2 separate regions of the Homo sapiens genome follow, and region 1 is linked to region 2. The links are chromatin loops, found by intact Hi-C in ENCODE. Cell type or tissue: Caco-2. All regions are shown on one strand. Links, peaks and the distances in the headings refer to the core of each region. The heading gives the core; the rest is flanking DNA. Region 1 holds the start of LOC105369626 (a long non-coding RNA gene). Region 2 holds the start of PLEKHG6 (pleckstrin homology and RhoGEF domain containing G6).

Region 1 (5,000 bases), core at 1-5,000, 54 kb before region 2:
CCCACCTTGCCCTCCCAAAGTGCCGGGATTACAGGTGTGAGCCACTGCACCCAGCCTCATGTACAAATCTTTATGTTCTAATGTGTTTCGGGTGCGGCCTAAACACCGTAAATTAAACACAGCTCACTGTAAATCCCTACATTCCTTCTTAATATGTTCATCAATTGATGGACATTTGGGTTATTTCTACTTTTTGGCTATTAGAAATAATACTGGTATGAACATTTGTGCACATTTGTGTGTGTATGTTGTGGGGGCATATGCTTTCATTTCTCTTAGGAGTGGAATGGATGGGTTATATGGTAACTCTATATCTAACTTTTTGAGGAACTTCCAGATTGTTTTCCAAAATGATCGTATCATTTTATATTCTCACTAGCTGTGTACAGGGTCAGAATCTTTTAAAAATGTAGGTCTGTTCGGCTGGGCGTGGTGGCTCACGACTGTAATCCCAACACATTGGGAGGCCGAGACGGGCGGATCACGAAGTCAGGAGATCGAGACCATCCTGGCTAACATGGTGAAACCCCGTCTCTACTAAAAATACAAAAAATTAGCCGGGCGTGGTGGCACGCACCTGTAGTCCCAGCTACTAGGGAGGCTGAGGCAGGAGAATGGCGTGAACCCGGAGGCGGAGCTTGTGAGCCGAGATCACGGCACTGCACTCCAGCCTGGGCAATTGAGACTCCGTCTCAAAAAAAAAAATGTAGGTCTGTTCATAAAGTGCCTACTACATACGGTTGTTCTAGGGATTATTTGTTAGATATTTTTCTTACAAGAGAATTTTGCCTACCCCAAGGTCAGGAAGATATCTTCCATCTTCTAGAGTGTTTATGGTTCTGAATTTCATGTTTACGTTATGATCCATCTTGAATTAATTTTTGCCTGTATAGCATAAGGTAGAGATTGAGGGTCATTTTTTTTCCAATACAGTATTCAGTTGTTCTAGCAGAACCTGCTAACAAATTTTATTTTCTACACTGAATTGAATTGGTGTTTTGGCCAAAAATCAGTTGACCATCTATGCATGAGTTTATTTCTGGACTCTATTCTATTCCATTGATCTATTGTCTCTCCTTACCAAGAACCGCATTGTTTTGATTACTGTGGCTTTATAGTAAATACTAAAGTCAGGAGGAATACATTTTCCAACTTGGCTCTTCTTTTCTAAAATTTTCTAGCTATTCTAGATTGTTTGCATTTCCAGATAAGTCTTAGAAGCAGTATGTCAATTTCTTTAAAAATACCTGCTGGGGCCGGGTGCAGTGAGTGGCTCACGCCTGCAATCCCAGCACTTTAGGAGGCTGAGGCTGGTGATTGCTTGGGCTCAGGAGTTGGAGTCCAGCCTGGGCAACGTGGTGAAACCCCCTCTCTACAAAAAATATAAAAATTAGCTTGGTGTGGTGGCACACTTTTGGTCCCAGCTACTAGGGAGGCTGAGGCGGGAGGATTGCTTGAGCCCAGGAGGAGGCTGCAGTGAGCGGCGATTGTGTCACTGCACCCCAGCTTGGGTGACAGAGCAAGATCCTGTCCAAAAAAAAAAAAAAAGCTGGAATTTTGATAGGGATTGTGTTGAATCCATATATATATATATCTCCACTTATTCTGATCTTTGATTTATTTCAGCAGGGATTTCAATATATTTTTCAGTCTTGCACATCTTTTGTTACATTTATTTCTATGTATTTGATGTTGTTTATGTTATTTAATATTGCTGTTGTATTTCTGGTTTTCCAATTTTCTGTTGCCAGCATGTAGAAATGCAATTAATTTCTTTTTGAGACGGAAATGCAATTAATTTTTTTTTTTTTTTGAGACGGAGTCTCGCTCTGTCTCCCAGGCTGGAGTGTAGTGGCGCGATCTCGGCTCACTGCAAGCTCTGTCTCCCGGGTTCACACCATTCTCCTGCCTCAGCCTCCCGAGTAGCTGGGACTACAGGCGCCCGCCACCAAGCCCGGCTAATTTTTTGTATTTTTTTTTTTTAGTAAAGACGGGGTTTCACCGTGTTAGCCAGGGTGGTCTCGATACCCTGACCCCGTGATCTGCCCACCTCGGCCTCCCAAAATGCTGGGATTACAGGCGTGAGCCACCACACCCGGCCTAAATGCAATTAATTTTTTTTGTGTATTTGTTGTGTACCCTGCAACCTTGTTCAGTTTGTTAGTTCTATATTTGTTTTGTTTTGGTAGATGACATCCCTCAGGCCCTGCTACTCTGGACTTTCATGATGGAGATGGTAATAGGAATTGTATTAAGAAGGAATGTAGGGATTTACAGTGAGCTGTGTTTAATTTACGGTGTTTAGGCCGCACCCGAAACACATTAGAACAGTCTTTGGAGGAGGGAGGCGGGGTGGGTGGGGCATCCTGTATTTTTAGAGTTGGAGATTCTAAAAGTTCAGTTGTGAACTCTTGATTTCGGTGCCAAGCGGCACTCAAGCCGAAAGGCCACCGACACTCGCCTGCGGGGATCAGGGCGGGATGACCTGGGTACCGCGGTCACGCCAAGGCCGAGGCCCTCACCCTTCCCCTCTTTGGGAAAGGGCAGACAAGTTCCGGGTTCCCTTCTAGGTCCGGGCGAGGGGGAGAGCGCCCCACAGACGACAGGCGCCTCCTGCCTCTCTCCTTCAATAAACAGTCCACAGTGTCCCGGCTGGGCTCGCCGTGGCCTCCGCCTTCCCGGCGGACACACCTGTTTACCCTTCACCGCCGGACGGCCAGGAGGCGCCACGACGACCCCAGCCCCGCCCAGGCTTCTCCGGGATGGACCGGCCTCCCGGGGCACAGATGAGGACCCTGACCCCGGAGGGGCCAGACACTCGCTCCAGGGCCCCTGGCCTGACCCTCTTCCCCTCGCCCCTTCAGGTACCCGGAAATTAAAGAGGAGCTGGAGGAGCTGGACCGCATCACAGAGCAGACGCTCTTTGACCTGTACAAATACAGCTCCTTCACCACTCTCGTGGCCGGCTCCCGCAGCCGTCGCGACCTGCGGGGGACTCTGCCGCACCCCTTGCAGCGCCTGAGGGTCCCGCCCCCGCCTCACGGGGCCCGTCGAGCCCGTAGCGTGGCCTCCAGCTTGCGGGACAACAACCCCCAGGTGGACTGGAAGGACTGGAAGATCGGCTTCCAGCTGGTGAGGCCCGCAGCGCCGAGGGGCCCGCCCCGCCCCTCGCCGGCCCCTGGCCCCGCCCACCCATGGGCTCCGCTCCTTTCCTGACCCGCCCGCGCAGCCCAGTGACACCACGCGGGGCCTCGTGGGCTCGCGGGCAAAAAAAAAAGTAAATAAATACAAATAATAACTAGATAATTAAAATAACACCTCTTGGTGCCCAAGCTTTTGGGGCCTCCTCCCTGGGGTCCTATGTAGAAGCATTTCAGGGGTAGGAAGTCAAATTTATTATGGAAAATGAACTTTTATTATTATTATTATTATTATTGTTTTACTGTTTCTGGTCCTTGATTCAGGAAGGAAAATGCAACTTTCTGAATTCCAGTGCCCACTAGTGGGACTCAGTTAGGACCCTCCAGCGTGATGGAGAACTGGGCTAACAGCCCAAGATAGAGAATAAGGAGACAGTAAAAAAAGGAAACTTAGCTGGGGGCGGTGGCTCATGCCTGTAATCCCAGCACTTTGGGAGGCCTAGGCGTGCAGATCACCTGAGCCCAGGAGTTTTAGACCAGCCTGGTCAACATAGTGAAACCCCATCTCTACAAAAAAAAAATACAAAAATTAGCCCATGTGGTGGCACAAGCCTGTAGTTCCAGCTACTTAGGAGGCTGAGATGGGAGAATTGCTTGAACTCGGGAGATGGAGACTGCTGTGAGCCTTGATCACACCACTGTACTCCAGCCTGAGTGACAGAGTGAGCTCGTCTGCCAAAAAAAAAGAAAGAAAGGAGCAAGGGAAAATGAGGGAGGAGCCAAGGAAAGGAGACAGGGAAGTTCCCATTAGTAAGAGTGGGCTGGGGACTGGAGTCCTAGTCCCAGCTCTTGCTGGGACAAATCTCTTGATCCCTCAGTCTTCCCATCAGTGAAATGGGAGGGAAAGTCTTGCTCCTTCCACCCTAGGCAGGGGAGGTATAAATGAACCAAAACCGTGTGTGTGCAGCTACTGGTCTCCTTTCCTGGCCTGCAACTCCCTTAATCCCATGCTCCCCTGGTCCATGCTCCTAGGGACTTCTGCTTCTCTTCCACTTCTGTCTTTCCCCACTCCTGGCTTCCGACTCCTGTCCGTCAGTCCTCAGAACCCCAGATCACTCATTCTTTGCCCTTGGCCCTGCCAAGGGGCTTATCCCCGGCTGCGTGTCCCCTCTGACTCTAGTCTCTGTGTCCAGTGCAACCAGAACAAATCGGACTGCTTCTACCAGACATACTCATCAGGGGTGGATGCGGTGAGGGAGTGGTACCGCTTCCACTACATCAACATCCTGTCGAGGCTGCCAGAGACTCTGCCATCCCTGGAGGAGGACACGCTGGGCAACTTCATCTTCGCCTGCCGCTTCAACCAGGTCTCCTGCAACCAGGCGTGAGTCAGTCCTGCCTGGCTCCTTGCTCTCCGCGGGGTCCGCTTCCCTGGGTCAGCCTCACGCCCTGCATGGGCAGGGCCCAGGAAATGCTTGTTGACTAAAAAAATGCCAGTGCCAGCAGGCCAGGGGGAAGCACTGGCTTTGGGCCCACACCCTGCCCCAGAGAGCGCCCTACGAACTCCTGCTGCTCCCTGCACTGCTGGATCTGAGGGAAGTGGCCTCACAGGATGCCTTGGGAAGACTGGGGCTTTGAGAAACCAAAGGCTGGAAGCATGGATCTTGGTCTTTTTTGTTTTTCTTTTTTTTGAGATGGAGTTTTGCTCTTGTTGCTCAGGCTGGAGTGCAATGGCGCGATCTCGGCTGTCTGCAACCTTCACCTCCTGGGGTCAAGCAATTCTCCTGCCTCAGCCTCCTGAGTAGCTGGGATTACAGTCATGCGCCACCACGCCTGGCTAATTTTTTTATTTTTAGTAGA
Region 2 (6,095 bases), core at 1-5,000:
GAGTCTGCCAGCAGTGCTCTGAGCAGAGGCTCGATGCCGGCCCCCATAAGTCTCAATGCGGGAGGCCACGAGTCCTTGGAGGGGGCCCTCATGTGGAGGACCAAAGGCCTTCATCCCTTCTCTCCTGGGTCACCTCCAAAGGGCCATATCTTCAATGTCCAGGAGAAAGAGGTCCCCTAGGGCTGCAAGAGAGAAAAGAGGAATGGAAGGGCCATCCCCAATCAGTGAATGGCACCAGGCGGGAGACCAAGGCTGGTAGGGGGCCTGGGAGGGAGGGTATAGTGGGGGAGGAGAGGGCCAAGGGCTTGGTCACTTGTTGGGGGGAACATGGCTGCCTCATCTATGACTTGGTGGGAGTAGGGTAGGTCCAGGTACATATTGGGTAGGAAGCCCCTTGGAGATGTACCTCCTCTCTCACATGTGTGCATATTTGGGGTACAAGCTCCTGCACTGGTCTCAAATGGGAACAAGGGTCACAGACAGGTCTCGGGCTTTCTGGATACACCCAGGTGGGAGGGTTCTCCTTGCACCTAGATATAACCCCATCCCCTTCCCCATATAAAGCTTGGGAAAAAGCTGGAGGGAGGCCATGGTGGGTGGGGTGGGCTGGGAGTGGGGGTGGCTGGAGACAGCCCAGTCTGCCACCAGTTTTTGTACAGCCTGTAAGCCTTTACATATTTACATAGTTGAAACAACTGCTGCCCCCCCTGCAAAAAAGCCACCAATATTTTGGGACAAGTAAATATTACATGATATTCAAATTCAGTGTCCATAAACACAGTTTTGTTGGAATCCATCCTCTTCTGCTGGTCTCCTAATAACCTGTGACTGCTTCTTGCTAGTTGGGACAGACGGTGTAGGCCGCGAAGTCTCTAATCTTTACTGTCTGGCCTTTACTGAAAGGCTTGCCCATCTCCTACCTGAACCCTCCTGACCACAGACAGGGAGGTGAGTGGGGCCAGCTGTCCGGCCACTGCCCTTAGAGACCAGCCAAATAGAATTAGAGTTTCTCCAGTTTCGGGCTATATATTTGGTCCTCCCCAGACTCTGGGAATACCACCATGGAGCTGGGGGCCAGGCGTGGGGCTCCATCCCTCCCCCCTAAACCTGGAGGGAGGGCCCGCCCTCGAGTGGGCAGGGCCTGGAAGAGGAGAGGCCTCCTAAGGGGCGGTGGGCTCAAGAAGGCTGCGCAGGTGTTTGTGCCCCGACCGGGTGGGCCTGAGGTCCTGCCTCAGCCCTCCCTTACCTTCCTCCGATTCAGGAGCAGAGGAGGAAACGTTCGCTGTCCCTCCTGCCGCCTCCCAATAGTCCTCCCTCTGAGGGCGCTGTCTCCCTCGCACTGCTCCCTACCCAGGGTCCTGTCTCAGCCCAGCCCCCGGCTCCCCTCCTCCCGCCTTCGGGAGGCCAGGCCTTCCTTCCCCTTCGCCCCGGCTTCCAGGCCCCGGGTCCCGGCCGCCCCGCCCCCGGGCCGCGTAGCCCTCCCGCCGCTCACCTGTGCCCACAGGTGTCACCGCACCCGCTGCCCTGCGCCGCCCTCCCCGCCCGCGGGGCTCCCCGTCGCCGTCGGCTCCCCGGCGATGCCAGCCAGCCCCGATGCCCAGCCTGGGACTGGGATCGAGCGGCCCGCGGGAGCCGGGCAGCGCGGGTCCGGGCGAGGAGGGCGGGGACCGGGCTGGCCCCTCCCTACCGCCAGCACCGCTCGGGGCAGAGGGGCAGAGGGGCGGGGCCCTGGGGACCGAGCAGCCCCCGCCCTCACGCAGCCACCGCCTTCCCCGGAGAGGACAGCTCACGTGGCGGTGCCCTCCTTTCCCCTTTTCGGTCGCACCTGAACTCGACACCCGCCGGCCGAGCGGGAGGGCTGGGACCGCGCGCCCTCCACTCCGGGCCAGACCCCCGCGAGGCGCTGCAGTAATGAGGGCTGAGTAAGGGGCGGGGCGCCGCCGGGGGAGGCGGCGAGGGTGACAACCTGTGGCAGGCACCCCTCTCTCCTGCTGGTCGCGGCGAGTGGCCGGCCGTCCGGTCCTCCCCCTGCCTCGGCCTAGACCCCTAAGCAGGCAGGGAGCCCGCCTGCCAGCTGGAGGGGCAGGGGGCCCCGTCGCTGTGTGGAGTCCAAAGTGTGAGCCTTATCTCTCAGAGGACCGGCTGGCCTGCCTGGTGGAAGGTGATACTGGAAGGCTATCCTGGACTTTGCCTTTGCTCCAGGGATAGGCAGCTGAGGCCTGACCCGCACTTCTCCTATGACCTAAGACTCAGGTGGGGGCACCCTCCCAGTTCACCTGCAAATAAGCCCACTCCCGGCTACACCAGGGTCACCCAGCCCTTGCGGTGGCTGCTAAAATAGATGCTGTGGGGCCAGGCGCGATGGCTCACGCCTGTAATCCCAACACTTTGGGAGGCCGAGGCGGGCGGATCACAAGGTCGGGAGATGGAGACCAGCCTGGCCAATATGGTGAAACCCCGACTCTACTAAAAATACAAAAATTAGCTGGGCATGGTGACGGGCGCCTGTAGTCCCAGCTACTTGGGAGGCTGAGGCGGGAGAATCGCTTGAACCTGGGAGGTGGAGGTTGCAGTGAGCCAAGACAGCACTACTGCACTCCAGCCTGGGCAACAGAGTGAAACTCCATCTCAAAAAAAAAAAAAAAAAAAAAGAAAGAAAAAGAAAAAGATGCTGTGGAAGGACTGACACATGCTGGGCATTGCATGAAAGGACCATACTTTATTTTCTTTATTTTTAAAATTTATTTTTTAAAAAGAAAATAGAGACAATATCTTGCTGTGTGGCCCAGGATGGACTCCAACTCCTGGGTTCAAGCGATCCTCCTGCTTCGGTTTCCCCACCTTTTCACTTCTCCAAATCATGGCACCTCGTCTGACAGAAGCACTGGATATTTGAGATAGAAGTGTCCTGTGGATGTGTGGTCATTATAATCTCACAACCATGAAACCCAAGACCCTGTAGTTGGCAGGTGGCAGGTCTGAGGCTCCCAGCCCCTCACCCTGACTGTGGTCTATTTCCTGCCAATGAACTCAACAGTGATTGATACGGCTCCTTACTTCTTCAGAGCATCCTGAAGTTCAGGAAACACTTTCAGAAGCAGAATCTCCTTGAGTTGCCAGGGGAAAAGGCCTCTATTCCCTTTTCCCATCTAGGCTATGAAACGCATACATGATCAGAGTGTTCTAGTCCTCACTCGGACTCTGGTGACTCTATTTTGTTTGGAGGAGGAATCTATATCTTTGGGCAGTTTCTAATTTTGTATTCCCTGTGTCCATCCTCAAATCTGCCCTCTGGGATTCTCTTTCTCTGAGCTTGCTGTTGTGTGATTGCTCTGCTGGTTCAGAAGTGTCCTCTGTTCCTCCAGCTCCTTGAACCAGCCTGTCTCCTGCTCCTGGCCCAGCTGGTGGTGGGACTAGTTTTCGGGGGTGAAGTCAGGTGGGAAAGGAACTGCAGTGGCAAGAAACCAGAGTGTGCCTAGTTCCTAGCCCTTCCCTCTTCCCATTCACTGTGTGTGTGTGTGTGTGTGTGTGTGTGTGTGTGTGTGTGTGTGTGTGTGTGTGTGGTGAGAGCTAGACAGAGATAGAGAGATGTCCAGGGATGACAAGAGTAGCCATGAGGGAAAGAGTTAATAAGCCAGGAGAGGAGGTGGTGATTACGGACAGTATTAAATGACACCCCAGAGACAGCTGGTGCCAATGGCCCCTAGCTTCTCCTCCCAGTGTCTCCCAGAAGGAGTGGGAAGGAGGAATAAGAGGGAAGATGAAATTGAGAGAGCACCAAAGACAAGCCTGGGCTTACAGTGCTCTGGGGTGAGCTGGCTAGAGGGGCCCAGTGGCAGGTGGTGGTGGGTGGCGGGGTGGTTAACCCTTTCACTTCCCTCTAGGCGTTGAGGTCCAGTCTCCACCCACTACTGCCCCAGGGCCTGTCTTCAGCCTCCCTGGGAGGAGAGGTTCCCAGGGCAAGCTGGAGTCTAGAAGCCAGAGGTGTGGCCGGGCACAGGTGTGTGGCCTAGGAGGCAGGCCTCCATGTTCTGTTTCTTCTCTTCTGTCACTCTCACAGTCTCCACTTCCATGACTCCTCTGTGCTGCGGAGAGCACACTCCTATGGCAGGCTGAGGGGAGCATTCTCAGGGAGCTGAATGAAATGTAAAGAATTGGGAGGCTGGAGGCTTGGCCTCTGCCAAGTGAGGCTAGGGGCCATCTGGTCCTTGGACCAGAGTATGCCATCTGGATACTTCTCTTTATTCCTGGTTATCCTAGCCTTTCCTCACATGTCTAGCTTGAGTCATATGCCTCACTTTCTCCCAGGTAAGATGCTCCTCATTAGGCCCCTGGATTGACCCCATAACTGATGGTAAAGTGTGTGTCCACGGTCAGAGCTCTGAGGATCAAATGCTTCTGTCCAATAGCAGCCTGAGGATAACTGCCTGGGGTTGGCATAAGGGGCTCACCAGGCAGGAAGGTCAGGGAAACTCATTTGTGCCTCGACCTCTGCTGAGCCCATATCTCTCAGGGCAGAAGTGGGGACCATCTGGGCTAATGAGGGGCTGGCAGGCACTAGCAACAGGAGGCAGCTAATGGGAGCTGTGTCCTCCCTGCCCAGAGCGAGGCAGAAACTGAGGGTTCAAGCTAGGAGGCGCCAGGTCATGTGAGGCAGATGAATACCAGGAGGACAGGCCACAGGGCAAAGCCTCTGGTGCCTCAGGCCAGAACTGGTGCTTCCCGTTTCTTCTTTCGTCCCCTCCCCCTTCCTTCCACATTTACTGGCAATGTGTAAGACAGTAGGAATATAGAAAAGAATAAGAGGCCCTGACTTCTAGGGGCTTACAGACTAGTGGGGAGGCAGATGGGCGAAAAGAACATTGATATTTAAGTTAGACCAAGAACGACTAAGTCAGGAGCTGTGGGAACACTTTGGAGGGACCGGTTACTACATAGGGGAGCCAGGGATGGCTTCTAGAGGAGGCGAGCTTTGTGTTGGGACTCGAAGGATGAGTAGCAGTCAGCTGGGCTGAGAAGGAGGAAAGGACATTTCTGGAGGAGGGAAGAGCATGTTTAAAAAGAAACTGGGGAAGGGCAGACTTCCCTAAAGGCCTCCTGAGGGTCTACCCTGTTGGCTCCCTGGGAATATCCCAGCTTCCGAGCCGAGGGTCTCTGGGTGGTGGCTTAGGAGGACGAACCTTCTTTGTGGCCTTCCAGGACCTCCGCAGTTTGACCTCAGTTATACTTCCCTACTCAATCCCTAGATGTGTCCCCATTCCCTGGGTCGGCCTCGACTTTCCTGACTCCATGCCTTTGCTCAAGCTGTTCCCCTCAGCTGGGTGCCTTGTCCTCCGACTCCACTTACCTCCTTCGAGGTCTTTCCTAGGACTGCCTCCTTCACGAAGCCTTTCCTAATAATCCCGCAGCCAGGCTGATCACTTTCCTCCCTGCTTGCAGCTGCCTTGACCGCTATGTTTCTTTAAAAGGCACCACTCTTGTTCTCCCTACTAAGTTGATATTAGCATGTGCCACCTATGCCTGAGGGCAGAGACCAGCCTAACACAAGACTGGCATGGTGTTTGGGAATTGAACTGGATTGACTTGCTAGAGGACCCAGACAGAATGACTTGCAGATAGACTGGCCTGTACTGTTCTGTCCCTACCCAAAGGAACCACATTTGCTTTTTAGATACCTGGAATTCTTCCATAATTTCAGTTTCCTTTCCTGCTTGATTACTGTAGCATCAGGACATCTGTGATGCACCTAAATGTTCCTCTCCATTAGGGCAAACATACCATGTAAGTTTACCTTGCAGGCCAATTCTTTTCTCTTTTTCTTTTTTTAAAATTCCAGATTCTCTCAGATCCTGAATTGCGGGCTAATTCTGATAGGTGGTGGGTTCCTGGAACATTAACTTAAGAAGGATTCTGTGGCTGGCTCAGCAGAAAGAATGCTAAGATGGCTTAGCAATGTCTGCCCCAGGGGAAAGAGGGCTCTTTCTGCCTTAGCGTGAGGTTTATCAGTCACTTGTCTTGCACTGAGCCAAGACTGGGACACTGAGAATGTAAGGCCTTTGCCTCTGTTGGAAGCTGATGGCGAAGGTGACTAGAAG

The links. Hi-C counts contacts between places; a loop is a spot of excess contacts. Peaks named below come from ENCODE experiments on the same cell type or tissue, not always from the same donor. Only the 100,000 strongest peaks of a DNase experiment are listed, where the experiment ranks them.
Region 1: it touches region 2 in a loop (6-fold over the local background); 23 of 110 quality-filtered maps call a loop at or near these places.

The regions. Positions count from the first base shown.
Region 1 is chr12:6,361,575-6,366,574 of GRCh38, reverse strand. It overlaps SCNN1A (sodium channel epithelial 1 subunit alpha), which reads left to right. Exons shown (of 13, transcript NM_001038.6): 3 at 2,865-3,132; 4 at 4,334-4,524. It overlaps LOC105369626 (a long non-coding RNA gene), which reads right to left and starts at 1,262. Exons shown (of 4, transcript XR_931591.3): 1 at 794-1,262. RefSeq lists a silencer at 2,841-3,240 and enhancers at 2,705-3,298, 3,791-4,474. In Caco-2, for the core only: a CTCF peak has its summit at 2,719; DNase peaks (open chromatin) are centred at 2,744 and 3,084; H3K4me3 peaks cover 1,476 bases.
Region 2 is chr12:6,306,246-6,312,340 of GRCh38, reverse strand. It overlaps PLEKHG6 (pleckstrin homology and RhoGEF domain containing G6), which reads right to left and starts at 1,659. Exons shown (of 16, transcript NM_001384598.1): 1 at 1,493-1,659; 2 at 1-182. The coding sequence starts at 114. RefSeq lists a silencer at 1,713-1,762 and an enhancer at 2,125-2,845. In Caco-2, for the core only: no CTCF peak of the experiment used is centred there; DNase peaks (open chromatin) are centred at 1,370, 1,760, 2,150 and 3,914; H3K4me3 peaks cover 1,831 bases.